2 separate regions of the Mus musculus genome follow, and region 2 is linked to region 1. Evidence: chromatin loops called from intact Hi-C (ENCODE). Cell type or tissue: left cerebral cortex. All regions are shown on one strand.

The links. A loop is a pair of places that touch in the nucleus more often than their neighbours do. Peaks named below come from ENCODE experiments on the same cell type or tissue, not always from the same donor. Only the 100,000 strongest peaks of a DNase experiment are listed, where the experiment ranks them.
Region 2: it touches region 1 in a loop (4-fold over the local background); 11 of 42 quality-filtered maps call a loop at or near these places.

What each region holds. Positions count from the first base shown.
Region 1 is chr8:110,717,823-110,725,822 of GRCm38, reverse strand. Vac14 (Vac14 homolog (S. cerevisiae)) reads right to left here. Exons shown (of 19, transcript NM_146216.3): 19 at 5,425-6,016. The coding sequence ends at 5,854. It overlaps Mtss2 (MTSS I-BAR domain containing 2), which reads right to left and starts at 4,347. Exons shown (of 14, transcript NM_198625.2): 1 at 4,033-4,347. The coding sequence starts at 4,101. In left cerebral cortex, a CTCF peak has its summit at 133; DNase peaks (open chromatin) are centred at 4,840, 6,300, 6,606, 7,190 and 6 more places; H3K4me3 peaks cover 4,643 bases; H3K27ac peaks cover 6,307 bases.
Region 2 is chr8:110,659,876-110,667,875 of GRCm38, reverse strand. The region is part of intron 12 of Vac14 (Vac14 homolog (S. cerevisiae)); the gene reads right to left. Among named protein-coding and RNA genes, the nearest start is that of n-TGgcc10, 33 kb to the right of the region's middle. In left cerebral cortex, a CTCF peak has its summit at 5,145 (motif pointing left); DNase peaks (open chromatin) are centred at 3,231, 4,352, 4,589 and 7,394; H3K27ac peaks cover 2,663 bases.

The DNA of each region.
Region 1 (8,000 bases):
CCGTTAGGCCAGTCATCTCTGGCCAGCACTGGTGGCTCACAGACCCAGGGAGGCCATGGCTGCTACACAGGCTGGTCAGCTTGCCTGGGACAACTAGGCCCCAGGCTGAATGGGGCCTTGTGTGGCCAACAGAGCCACCTTTTTCCAGTCCCTCCTCTCCCCTCCAGGGGAACAGTGTGGCCTTTATCCTAGCCTGGCCAGAGGCTCTCTATTAGGAGGGGGTTTCCCAATAGGGAGGTTGGGCTCCTGGTGACTGAGTTGTCCAGTCTGATTAAGGGGCTTTTCTGGCTCATGCACTGGCCCTGGAGAAAGGTCAGCCCTAGCCTGGGGGGGAACCCTGAGGGAGACCTTGCTCTTTGAAGGGTAGCCCAGGGCTAGCAAAGGCCCTAGTCCCTGTCCCACATGAGCTGACTGGGACGGAGGCTTCTCAGTACCAAGGTAAAGGGGACAGAAGAGCCTCAGCTTCTGGGATTCTGGGAGGGCTGTGCTTGGCTGGAACCCCAGGGTAGGTCTAGCCAGCTTCTCCAGGGACAGCAAGGGGGCGGGCTGCTTCACCGACCCTCAAAAACGCCCTCTTCCTGCCCAGTCAAGTCAGTGTCAGGGAAAGCAAATATTTGAGAAGCCGTAGCAAGGCTGGAACAAGAAGAGGAGGCTGTGGGTGGGCTCTCCCCCACCCACACAGCTCTGAATAAAAAAAGCCCACCAGGTTGTGAGGTTGTCCCTGGCAGTCCTGAGGAGCTAACCCAGGCACTGGCCTCTAGGGGTTTTTCAAGATGGGGCACCCTCACACCTCTTAAATGCTACTTGGCAGGGAAGCCCGCTAAGACCTCACTCCAGAGTGTGAGAAACTGCTGGGAGCAGGGTGTCCAAAGTTAGTTCTCCTGGACCCCAGGAAAGCTTGGCCCCCTCAGCAAGCCCTTGGTTGTCTGAGAGAGTAAGGACTCCCCCAGTGGTAGGCCAAGTCCACTTTACCCTCTGTAGATAGATCTGCACACCCCAGTCTTTAAGAGCCTGGCTTCTTTTCCCCATCCCCCTATGCCTGACTGACAGGTGCCCCAGGGAGAGTGTTCGCTTCACCTGGCCCAGGCTCTAAGCCCCGATGTCATCACAGTCACAGGAACTGCACCTGCTGGCCAGGTGTTCTGGGCCAAGCACTGCCTCATGCATCACTCACCACCTCCTGAGTGACTCCTGGAATGCAGCTCGCTATTGCCCCATTTTCTTGATGGGAGAACTGGAGGCTCAGGGAGGTTGACTGATTTGTCTGAGGCCCTAGGGATTGGGGTCAAGGTCTGATCCTATAGCTGACATATCAGGATGTAGGTGCCCTGTTTTCAGAGAAGCGGGGCGAGGAACAACTACATTCACTTCTATGTGGGAAGGTGACAGGGACTGAGAGAAAGGGGGAGACTCCAGGTCTGTCACAAGCATGGCCACCGCTCTGGAGCAGAGGGAAGGTGCTCACCAGGATGAGACTGGTGTGGCTGTGGTGTGTCTGGGGGCAACCCAGGCTCTAGTCTCAGAAAAGACTTTTGGGGGCACCCCCAGCCCCAGATTTCCTCAGCTGTAGAATCAGGGCCTGTGTGTAGACTTCAGGGGGTCACTTGCTGTGGGAACTGCTTAAGAGGGCAAAAGCCCCAGCTCTCTGTCAGGAGCCTTTCCCTGTGGCCAGAGCCTGTGTCTGTGTGACACTTCTTAGTCTGGATTAGGATGAACCCACTTTCAGGGTAGCATGGGATGGGGACCCCATTTCCTCTGCTGACTAGGCCTAGGGCCCCAGGCAAGATCAAGTCTCTGGGTTCAGTTGGCCTGAGAGAGAGGAGACAGGGCAAGCTAACCAGCTCTCCAGGGCCCTTTCAAGCCCCTGGGTTTGCACCCACCCTCCTCTGTCTGTGTAGTTGAAGATCTGAGTGGGGACCCTTCCTCCCACACCATCCCTCAGTGCAGGGTTGGGGCCTTCTAGTGGCTCCAGAGAGAGTCCTGGGCAACTCACTAGGAATCAGCCCCAGGCAATCTGAGTCTCCTTGAACTTCTTGATGGTGGCCACTGAGCAAGACAGCCAGAAGCAGCTTTTTAAGTCCAGCCAATCAGTGCAGGTGGCCGGCCCCTTCAGGGTCCCTAATCCATGCATGTCATTGATAGGGGCATAGTATACATGATCTGATGGTGCTTGGTAAAGTCTCTTCCATCTTGGCCCCACGTATCTAGAAATCTTGCCTGCCACTAAGTTCTTTGCTGAGACTGGACCCGTGTCTCAACTGAGTTCCTTGCAACTGGCAGGAATGGAGGATACTATCCTGCTGTCTCGTCTGGGCAGAAGTGGCTGCTTGCTGCAGTGTTTGCAGTGGGAGGCAGTGTGGGTGGCTCCCACCCTCTGCCAGCCCAGGAGTGTCAGCTAGGGGAGGTGGTCTGGGTTACACAGTTTCAGAGAGGAGCTGGTACCAAAATGCTGAGGGCTAGTGATGAGGCCCTCAGGTGGAGTTGCCAGAGGAGCTGGTACCAAGATGCTGAGGGCTAGTGATGAGGCCCTCAGGTGGAGTTGCCAGGGGTGTGTGTGTGTGTGTGTGTGTGTGTGTGTGTTGTGGCGAGGGAGGAACCCCAGGGAAAAGTATAGAACTATGGGAAGGCGCTGACGTGCTGCTAACTTGTAAGTCCCAGGCCAGTGTGGTTTCAGGCCTCTTTTTAGGGGGCAAGTATCTGACAGATGCCTTCCCTTACTGGGGGTGTTTCTTGGCAGTACTAGGAGGGGAGCCCCAACTTCTTGCCTCTCTGCAAGGCATCACTTTCCTAAAGCATTTTTCTGGAGCCCTTGGGTAGGGTGTACCTGTACGTGGGTTCCACAGCCCCCAGGGTCTAGCAGGATTCTGATTTGTTCTTGCTAAGTGCGAGCCTAGGGTAAGGATGTGAGGAGGCTCAGCACAGGGCCTAGTTTCTTCCGTTTTCCATCGTGTTCCTAGACCAAGGGGTACAGTGCAGGACAGGAACACTGGCACTCGATGCCCACCTTGCCACTGAAGCTTTCCCTGCCTAGTCAATTCGGATCAGCCTCGTCAAACACTGGCCTCTGGGGGTCAGGGAGAATTCAGTAAATTACCAGATGGATAATAATGGCTGAGGTCCCGAAGCAGGATCCAATGGTCTCCTTATGACCTTGAGCCATTCGCAGGCCTCAGTTTCCCCATCTGAACAGGGTGCCTGCTCAGTCTGACCTTGAGTGATCAGGAAGGGGGGGTTGCTGAAAGCGCTCCCCAGGTTGCTTAGCCAACACACAGCCTACCTCCTCCCCAAGGTGGATTCAGTCCTACCCTTGGGCTGCAGGGAGGACCCCACCCGAGGATTGGAGTAATGGAGCTTGCTGGATCTGTTGGTGTGTGTGTGTGTGTGTGTGTGTGTGTGTGTGTGTGTGTGTAGGTGGGGCTGCATCCATGCAGAGGCCCGAGGCTGGCGGGGCAAGAGTTAACAGTTCTTTGCTTTATTATTTTTTTCCTGCTTTGGCGGTGACAGCATTGTCTGGGCTTCGGGGCGTCGGGGGTATGTGTGTGTGTGTGTGTGGGGGGGCACTGTGGTGAAAGGGGGCGGAGGCCCGAGAGACCTTGGATCCGTTAAAGGGCCTTAAAGGTCGGTCCTAAAGATAAACCCAATTCATAGTTTGGGGGTCTGGGGTACCGAGTGTTTGCGGACGCTCAGCTTTGGATCGGGATCCTACGGGGCGACCTCTCGGACATCCCAACCTGCGAGCACTCACTCCCACCCTTCGGACCCAGACAGGCATTGGGCGCAAGGCGGGCGCAGGAGGACAGGCTCAGATGAAACACACACACACACACACACACACACACACACACACACACACACACACACACACACACACACACTGCCCGCACACACACACACACACACACACTGCCCGCACACACACACACACACACTGCCCGCGCGCACACACACACACACACACACACACACACACACACACTGCCCGCCACGCGTCCCTCAGAGGAGACCCGTATGCCCGGAGCTTGCCCGGGGTACCTTCATGTCGTTGACGATGGCCTGGAAGAGCCCGCCCAAGGCGCCACACTCCTTCTCCGCCGTCTCCATGCTGGGGCCGGGCGCGCGGCGGCAGGGCGCGCAAGGGGCGCGGGGAGCCGTGCAGGGGAGGGGCCGGACCGCCGCGGGCGCTGCTCCGAGGCCGCGCCGGGGCTCCCTGCCTCGGGGCCGCGCTCTCAGCGGCCGGCCGCGCCGCGCTCCGGGGTTGCGGGCCGTGGGCCGGCAGCGCGGGCCATGGCTCGGTGGGGCTGGGGGCGCGGCGCGGGCAGTTCGCGGCGCAGCCTCGGCGCGGGCACTGGAGCGGCGGCGGCGGTAATCCGAGCCGCCGAAGCTCGGGCGTCACGTGGGCGCGGCGGAGGGAGGGCCGCGGGGAGGGAGCACAGGAGGGGGCTGTGGGAAAGGCCGGGCGGGCGAGGACCCATTCACGGCCAGAAACCAGGGCTTTGAAATCCGAGCTCTGGCGCTGCCAGACTGGTCCGGCAAGAGGGGCCGGCGGGAGCGGGCGCCGCCGCGGGTCGGGGCGGCGCAGGGGCGGGGCCGGGCCAGCCCCCCACCCTCCAGCGGGAGCGGACCCGGGTTTGCACCTTCAAGGCCTTGGGCTCGACCAAGATGAAACCCGCCAAGGATGCAGTCCTTAGTGCATCCCGGCCTGATGAATAGCACTGAGCATCGTGCAGAGGGGAACGGGAACTGGCCGCATTGGAGCTGTCCACCACAGACCATCCATAAAGTCCAACCCTCCTGCACAAATGTCCTTCAGTTCCTTTTCTAAGTAGTACCGGTGTCACCTGGATTGGGGGTGGAAATAGTGATGGTGTCCCGGCCCAACTTCCTCGTGAGTAGGGTCTGTGTTGAACCTGCAGAGTGTAGTGTGTGGGGATGCACGCGTGTACACATGGGAGGGCAAGTACTGCTGTCGTCCAGGAGACTCCAGGTGAACCTATTCTCATGGGGCACACATAGTTAGGGCTCCAGGGGAAAGCAGGCACAAGCTCCTGGCAACTAAAGGGCCGCAGCAGGCAACTAGGGTTCACCAGAACCCAAAGCCAGGTGACAGACGCGGTTCTTTGAGCTAAGTCAAAGATTGGGGCATTTATCTTTGATTTCCTCCCATTGCTCACTGCTCTGCAGTGTTCTGCTGTGCCATTCCTGCTTATGGGGACATCCACATTGCACAGGGACTCAGAAAGCAGGACTAAGGATCGAGAGTAAGGCCAGGAGGAAGGTACTGGTCCTGGGAAGAATTGGTCCCTGGATTCATATGGGAATCAGGGCTTAGAATGAAGCTGGCTTTCCAGGATAGGTGAGGCCCCAGGGCAGCTGCAGCATCAGGCTTGGCACAGGTGCTAGCAGAGAAGGAGCAGGCAGACTTGATTAAGGATTCTGTGATTTCTTTATTGGGGCAGGGATGGACATCATTCTGTAGAGGTCTTTGTGCTGGCCTGTGTGCATTTCCACACAGATGTACATATGCACACACACCATGCCAGTGCTCTGGGGCCAAGGTCAAGCTCTTCTCACAGACAGGGATTAGAAAGAGGCTGCTTCTGGATTCTGAGGCTGTAGTCCCGACTCAGGAGAGAATCCATCGGTCCCAGGACAGAGTGTAGCTGACAGTGCTGGGGTCCAGGTGCTCTGCTGGGAGGAGCTGAGGCTGACAGAGCCAATACCATCCCCCTCCCTACCCTGGCTGGTGGTTGGGTCCAGCCCTGCTGGAGGCAGGTTCTTAGGCTCCTTGTGGCCTCAGCTTAGAGACCCTGAGTGCTTCTTAGGCCACTAGGGCCCTTTTCCATGCTAGGCACATCAGAGGATAACTCTGCGGTCCAGGTGATCCCCTCGCCCACTGCGCTGGTGTCTTACTTCCAGGTGCTGTTTCTGGACTTTTTCAAAGTGCTGCAGCAGCTCTGTGTAGTCGATGCTGGGGGAGTCACCTTTCTGGGACTTGGGGGCCGCTTTCAGACAGTCTCTGGGAAGATGGACAGAAGTCAGAGTCAGTGTCTGCATCATGGTAGGTGCTGGTGGGGTTCAGTCTCTGGGCACCTGTGGGTCCCTGCCCAAGACATCTTCCCAGCAGCCAGACCCATAGTGCTTAGGGTCCCATGTCCACCCCCTTTCCTGCAGCTGGTGGGAACAGCCAACCCGCTGCTTGGATGTCTGTCGGCCTGTGGGCTGTTGATGGCGCCCGGAGCGTTGCATGGGGGAGCACTTCCTGTTTACCAGTGGCTCCCTTTAGGGTGAGAGCCAGGGCCAGCAGCCAGCCAGGAAGGCAGCTGGGGCCTGGAACAGGGTCTGGGGAGAAGGGGGAGGCGGTAGCCCAGCCTTTTCTCTGTGGTATGGCTGAGACTGCAGACAGCTGGGATCGGTGAAGTCTCTCTGTTGGACCTATAACTTGGCAGGCCTTGGGTCCCAAGGCCTGTGATCACTACCTGCTCCCAGAGAAGAGCTTGTCTTACCACAGGACATGCTGACCCACCTACACTCCTTCCAATTGACGGACCAATCCTGTAGCCTCTCATCAGCTGGGTTTAGCTTGCCACCCAGGGTCCAGTCCCATTCCTAACTGTCCTTATTCTGTTCCCCACACTCCATTCTGCCTCACTGGCTTAGAGCCCTGGCAAAGGGTTTCATGAAGGCTGTGACCAACTCGGCTGAGCGGACTCCCTGGGGCCTCTGGGTGGGTGAAGAGGCTGACTGAAGCAGAGGAAATAGGATAGCAGACCTGGCCTAGACATCTGACCTTACACACAAACCTCCATCCTAGTCTGTAAGAGGTTGCCACAGGAGACATGTCACGTCCCCGAGTATAAGGTTCCCTCCCGCTGTGACATGACAGAAACTTGCCTGTGTCCAGCCCCAGCTCAGGTATGAGATGGGTAGCTACATACAGCTCTACCACTCCTCGAGCAGGCAGCCCAGGGCCTGGTACACTTGGCTGCTCTGTCTAGAGCTCCCACGATGGCACCTTCCCCAGTGAGGTTGGCCAAGTGAGAAAAACCAATGGCTTTAAGCCTGAAGGCACTGCTGTGGCCTGTTGAATTTCAGGCTAGGAGCAGGGCACAACTACTCCCAGATGCAGCTTTGGGAACCTGAGTCTACCTCCCACACCCTGGCCCACACTGCTCCTTTCCTCTCTTGAGGAGAACACACACTGCCTGAAAACATCTTAGATAGCATCTGTGGCCAATGTTTTCCTGGGCCTCCAGCCACTGCCTCCTGAGCCAGGGCTTGATCACTGTTGGCTGGAGAGTGAAAGTGGCCTGGTGATGCCCACTTGGTTGTCATTTGGGGCTTCTGCTGCTGGCTGACTCCCTTGGGAATGAGGGAAGGGACCTCTCTGGCCCAGCAGCTACTGGTAGAGGTGCCGCTGTCCTGGAGAACAACCAGAGGGGGCAGAGGGACTTAGAGCAGGTAGTCCTAGGTCCCGGGTGTGGCTAGCTGTTATCCAAGTCATTTAACCTGGGACGGGGTGGGATGTGTGCCCAAGAGTCTACATGCTGCCATAACACCAGCATTAGCGAGTGTGGGGACAAAGGTCCAGAAGGGCTATTACGAGGAACTGAGGGATGTTCTCATTAGTTTTGCTAACTTGGCACAAATGAGTTACTTGGGAAGAGGGAACCTCAATTAAGGAACTGCCTCTAGCAGTCTGGCCTATAGGTGTGCACGTGGGGCACTGGCCTATAGGTGTGCATGTGGGGCACTTTTTGATTAATGATTGATGTCCATAGGCAGGTGGTCCTGGGGCAGGCAGGCAGGCAGGCAAGCAAGCAAAACAAACCTACAGAGCAAATAAGTAAGCTACAATGGCCTTCTTTACTTCAGTCCCTGCCCTGACTTCCCTCAGTGGCTGGACCATTACCTGGAAGTGTAAGATGAAATAAACTCCTTTCTTCCCAAGTTGCTTTTGGTTAGTGTTTTGTCATAGCCATAGAAAGCAAATTAGAACAAAA
Region 2 (8,000 bases), 58 kb after region 1:
CCTTGATAATGGCATGTGCACACATCATACACACAGATAGGTAAAAAACGACACTGGACCCTGCAGTCGTCCTTGATAATGGCATGTGCACACATCATACACACAGATAGGTAAAAAACGACACTGGACTCTGCAGTCGTCCTTGATAATGGCATGTGCACACATCATACACACAGATAGATTAAAAAAAAGGACACTGGACTCTGTAGCAACAGGAAGAGGCTTATAAACTCTTGTAAGTCAAAGAAGGCTACAAACCACAATGATTACATGAAATGTCTACAAGAGACAAATCTGAAAAGATGAAGGTACATTTGTGGTTGCCAGTAGTTAGGGACGAGACTTCTAATGGGCAGAGTTATTTTCTTGGGGGGAAGGGTATGGAGATGAAATGTCTTGGGACTAGGCAGCAGTGATGGTTGTGCAACCTTATAAAAACATATTAAAAAACTGCTGAGTTTTGGTATATGTACGAAAAAAAATTTAAGAACTAAGGCAAAGTTTCAAATTGGTAACCTAACTCCCATTCAGTGTTGCTTGCACCATTGCCCAAGTGATCGTTCTTTCTATGATCTGACAAAGGATTCAGACTCAGGAGAGATGATGATGAAGAAAAGGTCACCCTGGTCTCCTAGAACTCTGTTTCTTCCAGTCATGCTGTCCTTCTCAGATCTGTCTGTGCAAGTGTACAGGGTCATATGCCCCCTGAACAACAAATCCTTCTGGTCAAATGCTCCAAGTGAGAAAAGTATGACCCAGCAAGGCTAACTGGGGCATGGCACACATTATACCAGATCAGCTCTTGCAAGAACCCTGGCACCAGTACAGGCACATAAGACACTACATATCCAAAAGGCACCTCTTTCCAGCTGAAGTGATGATGCCTAGGAAGACCCAGTAGCATGCAAGAAGAATGGCCTGTACAAGAACGGAGCAGCTCAGGAACCAGGCTATAAGGGACAAGGAGCCCAGAGGAGCAAGCTATAGTTGAGAACTAACACTCTCAATCACCGTCAGTGTCACCTCACACTCCACCCAAGGAATCTGAGACTTGTACAGTCACCAGCTCAACAAAAATGCAGTGTCTGCTTCATACACAGCTCTGCTTCAGAAACCCAAGCCTGCCAATCAAACTACTCAGGGCTTTGTGCTCAGACTTGCATCCAGTTAATGCCGTTGAACATCTTCCTAACACCTACTGAGCAGCTCCCATGGTTCAGCTTTGACTATAGGAGACACAGGGCTACACAGGACAGACTCTGCCAGAGCCTCAAGCTATAGGATGCAAAAACATTTACTTGAAAGAGAACCTTTGGGCTTCAGGAACCAGCAACTTGGTCTGAGGGGAGCCAAGAGCCTGTGGAAGCACTTGATAGAGTGGCCACCAAGGGCATGTGTTTGCGTGCTTACACACACACACACACACACACACACACACACACACACACACACTCGCTCGCGCACATACACTGTGGAGTATACATCTGAAGCATTCTCTTAACTAGCATAAGCTGCTTATGGATACAGAGAATAAGGCAGTACATTCTTGGGGTGGTTTAGCTCCAGAGAAGGATGTGGGGTGGAGGGATATGTAGTCAGAAATCAGGCTCAAGTGGTAGCTAGGTTGGGTGTCCCAAGCTTATGACCCATACACAAGAATCTGGGTTCCATAGCAGGTAATAGCATCTGTTTCCCTGTATGTACAAATGGAAGCTTGATAATGCAAGGCTGCCCTGAAGGCTGTGAGGCAAGCTAGCCCTCTGTGCCAAAGGAGTCAACCAACTGTCAACGGAAAGTATTAGGTGATGTGCACCTACACAGGACATATAAAGGTCTTTCCCTTGTTTTATTTTCTAAACATTGAAGCGTTAACAGTTATTGCCATACGTTTAATTGTATTAGGTATAATATATAACTGAGAGATGATTTAAAGTGCATGGGATAATTATGTAGGTTATATGCAAATACTGGCCCATTTTATAGAAACAATATGAGCATTTTCAGATTCTGGAATCCAGAGGGTCTCTGGAGCAATCCCCCATGGATACCAAAGAAGAAGGGGACTTCAGTGCACAGCAAGCACAAAGTGTCCAACATCCCACTCTTTGTTGGTTTTTTTGTTTTGTTTTGTTTTCTTGAGACAGGGTTTCTCTGTATAGCCCTGGCTGTTCTGGAACTCACTTTGTAGACCAGGCTGGCCTCGAACTCAGAAATCTGCCTGCCTCTGCCTCCTGAGTGCTGGGATTAAAGGCATGCGCCACCACTGCCCAGCCAACATCCCACTCTTATTACAAGATTTTTAATCCCAATACCAGGCTGTTAATGGCCCTGGGTTGGTGATGAGATGGAATAGCCATTCATACTGAGGGCTTTTCATGAGAATGTGCAGCATCCATTTCTCCACTGCTGCTTCCTGCCCACTACTGGACAGGAGAGCAGAGCCAGGAAGGCGGCACTTTTTGCATTCAGAATTCTCTTATTCTAGAAAGTCTAATATCAAATGGCAAATGAATGCAAATTACACTTCAATTGCACAATTAAAGCCGGAAATGCTGTCTACAGGTTCCTTTGGTGATCCCAGCCACTCTTCCTGTGCTTACAAAGCAAATGATTTGTTTCTAGTCCTAGGGATTGGCAAAAAGCCCACAGCCCTGCCTGGGGCACCATACATACACAGGTGCACACACAATGAACTGACCCTTCCTGCCCCTTAAATAGTTAGACCAGAATTGAAGGAGGGAGGGGACTGCTTGAGTGAAGGGCAGGAATGCTATATGGTGGATACTGTGTACGGAAGGCATTATGGGGCTGTAGTAGTTCTCTGACATTAGTTCAAGCGATCAAATCCCATTGCTAGCTGTTTCTCAACTGCCCATAACCCAGCTGGGATCCTGAGCCTTTTGAAGCAACAATCAAAATGAAGATCTGGCCCAGGGAGGAGAGCTATCGCAGAGAAAGGTCTAGTTAACAGAGCACTGAGATAGATGAGCAGAGACTTGGCTTTGAGTCTCTATGCCCAGGCCAAGGCTGTGGTGCTCTACATTTCCCTGGAGACCCTACAGTGTGGGTAGGAAGCTATGGGACAAAGATCCCTGCTCAAGGATCCCACAAGGCCAGAAGGAAATGCCCCAGAACCACAGACATGTGGCCAGCCTTGCTCCACCCCCAGAAACCCAAATCTAGTTCCTCTGCCAATGAGCAGGCTGTCTGGGCCCATGCCCGAGGCTGGCCTGGAGTCCTGGCTCCAAGGATGGGGACTAGCTCAAAGAAAGCAGGAGGAAGCCACACCAATTAGTATGCACTACACAGCATTTTTGCAAAATGAATATAAAACACTTGTGCTTTCTTTTTGTGTGAGAGAAAGAAGAGGGGAGGGGGAAGGAGGTTACAAGAAAGCAATATTCTGCAGGAACGGGAGCGCCTGCTGTTTCCATGGCAGTGGGTGGGGGTGGGGAGGGCTCATCAGCTGGTCCCTGGTTCTGCAGTGCAATGTGCTGCCTTGACTCCTTGCTGGACTGTAAGGGTCAAGGCTGAAGACCGCGAGTACAGACAGAATCTGCCAAGGTGTCTCCAAGGGGAGCCTCGGGAGTTGGCGGAAAAGGGCTTCATATTTCCCATGGGGTAGACAGCAGAGAAAAACCAGGGATTCCTCAGATGATCCCCTTTGTTGGAGACAACTTTATAGTATCAATTGGCTTTTTCCTTAGGATAAACGTAGATAATGACATCTGTCATACTCATTTTCTAGCAACCAAGGGGTGGCTCTCTCCTGGACAGTGCTGTTCTCTTTCACTGATCTAATGGGCATTCACTACCCTAATACCTGCCCTCTGCCCTTCCATGGCACTGTGGTTGTTCCTCTGTCCCAGTTGATACTGCTACAGCCTGCAGACAAACACTACAAGTTCAAGTCCCCACACAGGGGAGCCTGACCTTGCCTCTAACCAACACTCTGGCTCTGAAGGCCCAGGCAATCACTTAGCAGATAGAGGAAGATCTGCAGCATAGGGGAAGAAAATAAAAGATGCATAGTTTGGAATAGCTGCTGCCAAAGGAATAGATGGACAAACATCCCACTTTAAGGTCCCACTGATCCTTAGGAAGCCCTAGGTTTACACAGCAAGCACTAGCTAAGGCTTTCGATGTCAACTGGTAGAGCAATCCAGCTCCTTTGAAGGGGACTCTTTCTTTCTATTGTCAGGACATTCCCAGACTGTGCTCTCCCTAGCGCTGGCTGGGAGTAAGCTGCAAGAATGTTCCCAAGAGGCATACTTTGTATTGGTGAAAGAGATGGATGCTGCTCCAGACTCTGGAGGCTGCACTCTGGCCAGTGTCAGCCAATGCCAAGGAATATCTGAAGTCTCTGTGCAGAACAGCTGACTGTCGTGCCCTGTAGGTGATCTGGGTCGGGTCAGGCTGCCCCTCAGGCTGTGAAGCAAATCTGACAGGAAGGGCAAAGGCACGAGGCTTGGCTTCTACAGGATCCTTGGGTTTTCTGCTTCTGCCCACATAGAAACTAGTTCCTTTTGTTATAAAGGGTATAGCTCAGTGGCCAGGCCTCCTCCATCCCTGACCACATATAACTTGGCTCTTGCTGCCCTGGGGCTTGGGGAATCAGCCAGAGAATTCACCATAGAAGCCAGAATGAAGGCCAAGAGCAGTGGGAAATGCACCCACAGCAGCTGGCACTGGGGCTGAGGCCTCAGCCTTAGACACAAGGTAAACAGGAGCTGCGGAAGGCAGCAGGCAGGCTGGCATTCTGAGCAGAGCTGTGGTCTACATGGCATGAGAACCCTGCCTTCTGCAACTAGATGAGCAGTGCCCCAAGGAGAAAGGCCAGAGTTTGGGAGGTGAGCAGCTCTGTTCAGGTGTGGACACATTTTCCTGCCCATTCGAAGGGCACTCAGGTTGCTTTTAGGTGTCCTGGCAAAGCAAAGTAAGTTCTAGCTATACGCATACTCAGCACACAGGTAATGTTGGCTGACACTGAGCACCTGTCCTAGGGGATTTAGGCAACTCCACGCCCCCAAAATGGACTTTGGAGATCTTTTCTATGGGATTGCACGAAGGCCCATTACTTAATCCTGTTGTCATTTCCACCAAGTAATCATGTAGATTAATGAGGATGATGCTGGTGGTGCCCCCTTCAGGGTACAGAGAGAAGAAAAGACAGCCTAGGCTAGGATCAACGGAGAGACCAGACTGCTGTTCTCCAGCCCCTAACCCCATAGGCTTTCCTTCCTGCTGACCCAGCCATTCCACGTGTACTGCCCTGAGTTCCTGGCTCTTAGAGTTGCAAATTCTGAGTGCACACACATATACATCCTTAGAGTTCTAGCACCAGGTGATGAGTTCCAACACTGTGTAACCAGGAGAGGGGAATGTTTCCTGACTACCTCCCAGAGCTCTGCTTAACCCTGGCTTCCTGGTAAGCTTCCCACAGCACCTGGCCTGAGAGATGGGGACAGGGCTGGGTGGGAACAGCACACTCTGTGCCAACTTGGTTGTTCACCTTCTTGTAAAATATTTCTGAGTCTAGACAGAATTCTCTTAAAGCCCACACTAACCTGCCATTATAAAGAGTGATAAGGGCTATGTGGGGATGGATATAAAGACAGATAGATGGGTTCTGGCCCAGTTTTAATGTACAGAAGAAGGTAGACTGGGGACAGAGACAGTCAGAAAGAGGACAGAGAGAGAGGGAGAGAAGTAAAGACGGAGGAGAGAAGAGAGGAGAGAAAGACAGAGGAGAGGAGAGGAAAGAGAAAGATGGAGGAGGCGAGGAGAGGCGGGCAAGGTGAGGTCATACATTGGCTTCTGAGTGATTCAGGAAGCCATCTAGAGATCTTGACCAAATTCCTTAACTTCTCTGGGTTCTTTAGAATAATTGTCCTCTTGGGAGAAATGCAAACACCGAGTCCTATTGTGAGGCTGTCGGAAGGATGAAGATAGGTGCTGAGTTCAGGGTCCATGAGAGAGCCAATGAGAGGATCGACCTCTGTCACCTGTGGGGAGTGGTCCCCTTCTGGCCTGAGAGCTGGGGGGGCTAGCTCCCACAGATCTCATGCTGGTCCACAGTTGTAGCTCCCAATCAGACATATATGCACCACAGTCTCCTGGGATTTTGTGAAAAAAATTCCAGTGCCCAGGCAGCATGGCCTCGCTTGAGGGTACAGCTGGGAGAGCCTGGGGTAAGGCCCAAGCAGCTGCCTCTGAACACTGCAGAGGGTTCTGACTGTACCCTGGCTTGGATGGTGCTGCAGGGCTTTGATGACAAATGGCCTCTGAGGGTGATCACTATGAAGATTCAAGGAGAGATGGGCACTGGGGCCTGCAGTGTGAGCAGGGAGTTTACCCAGGCGTTTAAACAACTCAGTCCCTATTCTAGGAGGAAGCGGAACCAACAGAGCCCTCAGTTTATGTCTTCCTGCTGCTAGCAGGCCTGCTTTTTGGCTGTCCTTCTCAGCCTACCCTAGCCTGATGGAGACCTTCCATCAGGAGCCAGGCTTCGGCCTTCTTTTCCACTGCACTCATGGCAGTGACTGCCCTCAGGTCTGTCCCACGGAAGTGTCTAGACAGACATAAGCATGCAAACCCTCGGGGCCCACAGAGCTGGCTTTGTGCAGGGGGTGACTACATGCTCTGTGGTGACTGCGTCCCCTCAGTCTAGGGTGGCTGAGAGCTGAGAACGTGAAATCTAGAATGAGAAGCAGAGGTCCTCTAGACAGACACAACTATTATTGGCCTGTCTTTGGCAAGGACTTGTTGACAAGGACTCACCTGAGAAGTGCTACAATCTCCCTAGGTGCCCAGCAGTGGCTTCTGGTACTCTTGCTGGGTTGTGGTGTATGTACAGTTGCTGAGGCGTTGGGCCAGGGGTCCTGGCTGTCCCTAGGAGGAAGATGCTGGGACTAGGACAGGGCTCCAGTGTCTTCTTGTTGGCTGTTACCATTTGGGAGAAGAGGGGAGTAGGAAGCTGCAGGGTCAGCTGTGGCAGAGTAGGGACACACAGCATACAGTGCTATGGACAAGGCCCCTGTGGCACTGTGGGAGAGAACCCAGGACCTCCATCTTCTCACATGGAGCAGGCTCCTGGCTGTAAGAACGAAGCTCCTGGCTACTGATGTTACCTTAGTATTATGGATGGAGATTCTAACCTTACTGGATGATCTGACTTTAAAGAAACCTGTGGACTTGAGGCAGGAGGGAGGGGTTGTTTTTGTTTGTTTTGGAGAGTAGACAGAATGAAAACTGGAGTGAAATAAAAAGCGAGGCAAGGAACCGAGAAGGAAAACAAGCCCCATTCTTAGGGAAGCCTCTACTTTAGAGCGCACAGTATTAGTATTCCAGGGAGTGGAGTCAGGACCACACAGTCAGAGCTGGAAAGAACCAAGGACAATCCAGTCCAACTTCAGCATCTTAGAGAAGGAAACTGGTCCTGTAGAGAGCTGGGTGGCATAAGACCAGAGGCCTCCTGAACTCTGAGACCTCTGTGATCTCAGCCATTGGCCTCAGCTATTTAGAAGACCAGATGGAGGACAGAGAAGGCTTCTGGTCTGGGCCTGGAATGCTGACTCCCTGTCCCATCTGTGAGTAGTCTAGAGGCAGCCAACTAAGTGAAGGGGCAAGGAAGCAAGGTTAAGGTCAAATGCTCAGAGGAAGAGGGCACATTCATAACTGAAGGCCAGCCAAGGATAAAATTCTATTAGGGTAACATGAGACCAGGCCTGCATGAAGCTGTATCCCAATGTGAGATGGCCCCCTGTTCACGGCAGAGCCTGTGTAGATTTTAGAGCACCTGGAATCAGATCGACCCAGGTCTCCATTCTAGCTCTTGGCTACATGACCTTGGGTAAGTTATCTTCCATCTGCACAAACCTCCTCATAAGTCATGCTGGGAGAATTTAAACTATCCTAGCACTATTGGGCAGATTTTCTGAGACAACAGATGTTGTATGTTACTGACAAACCTAGCATCACTTGGGATACAGGCCTTTAGG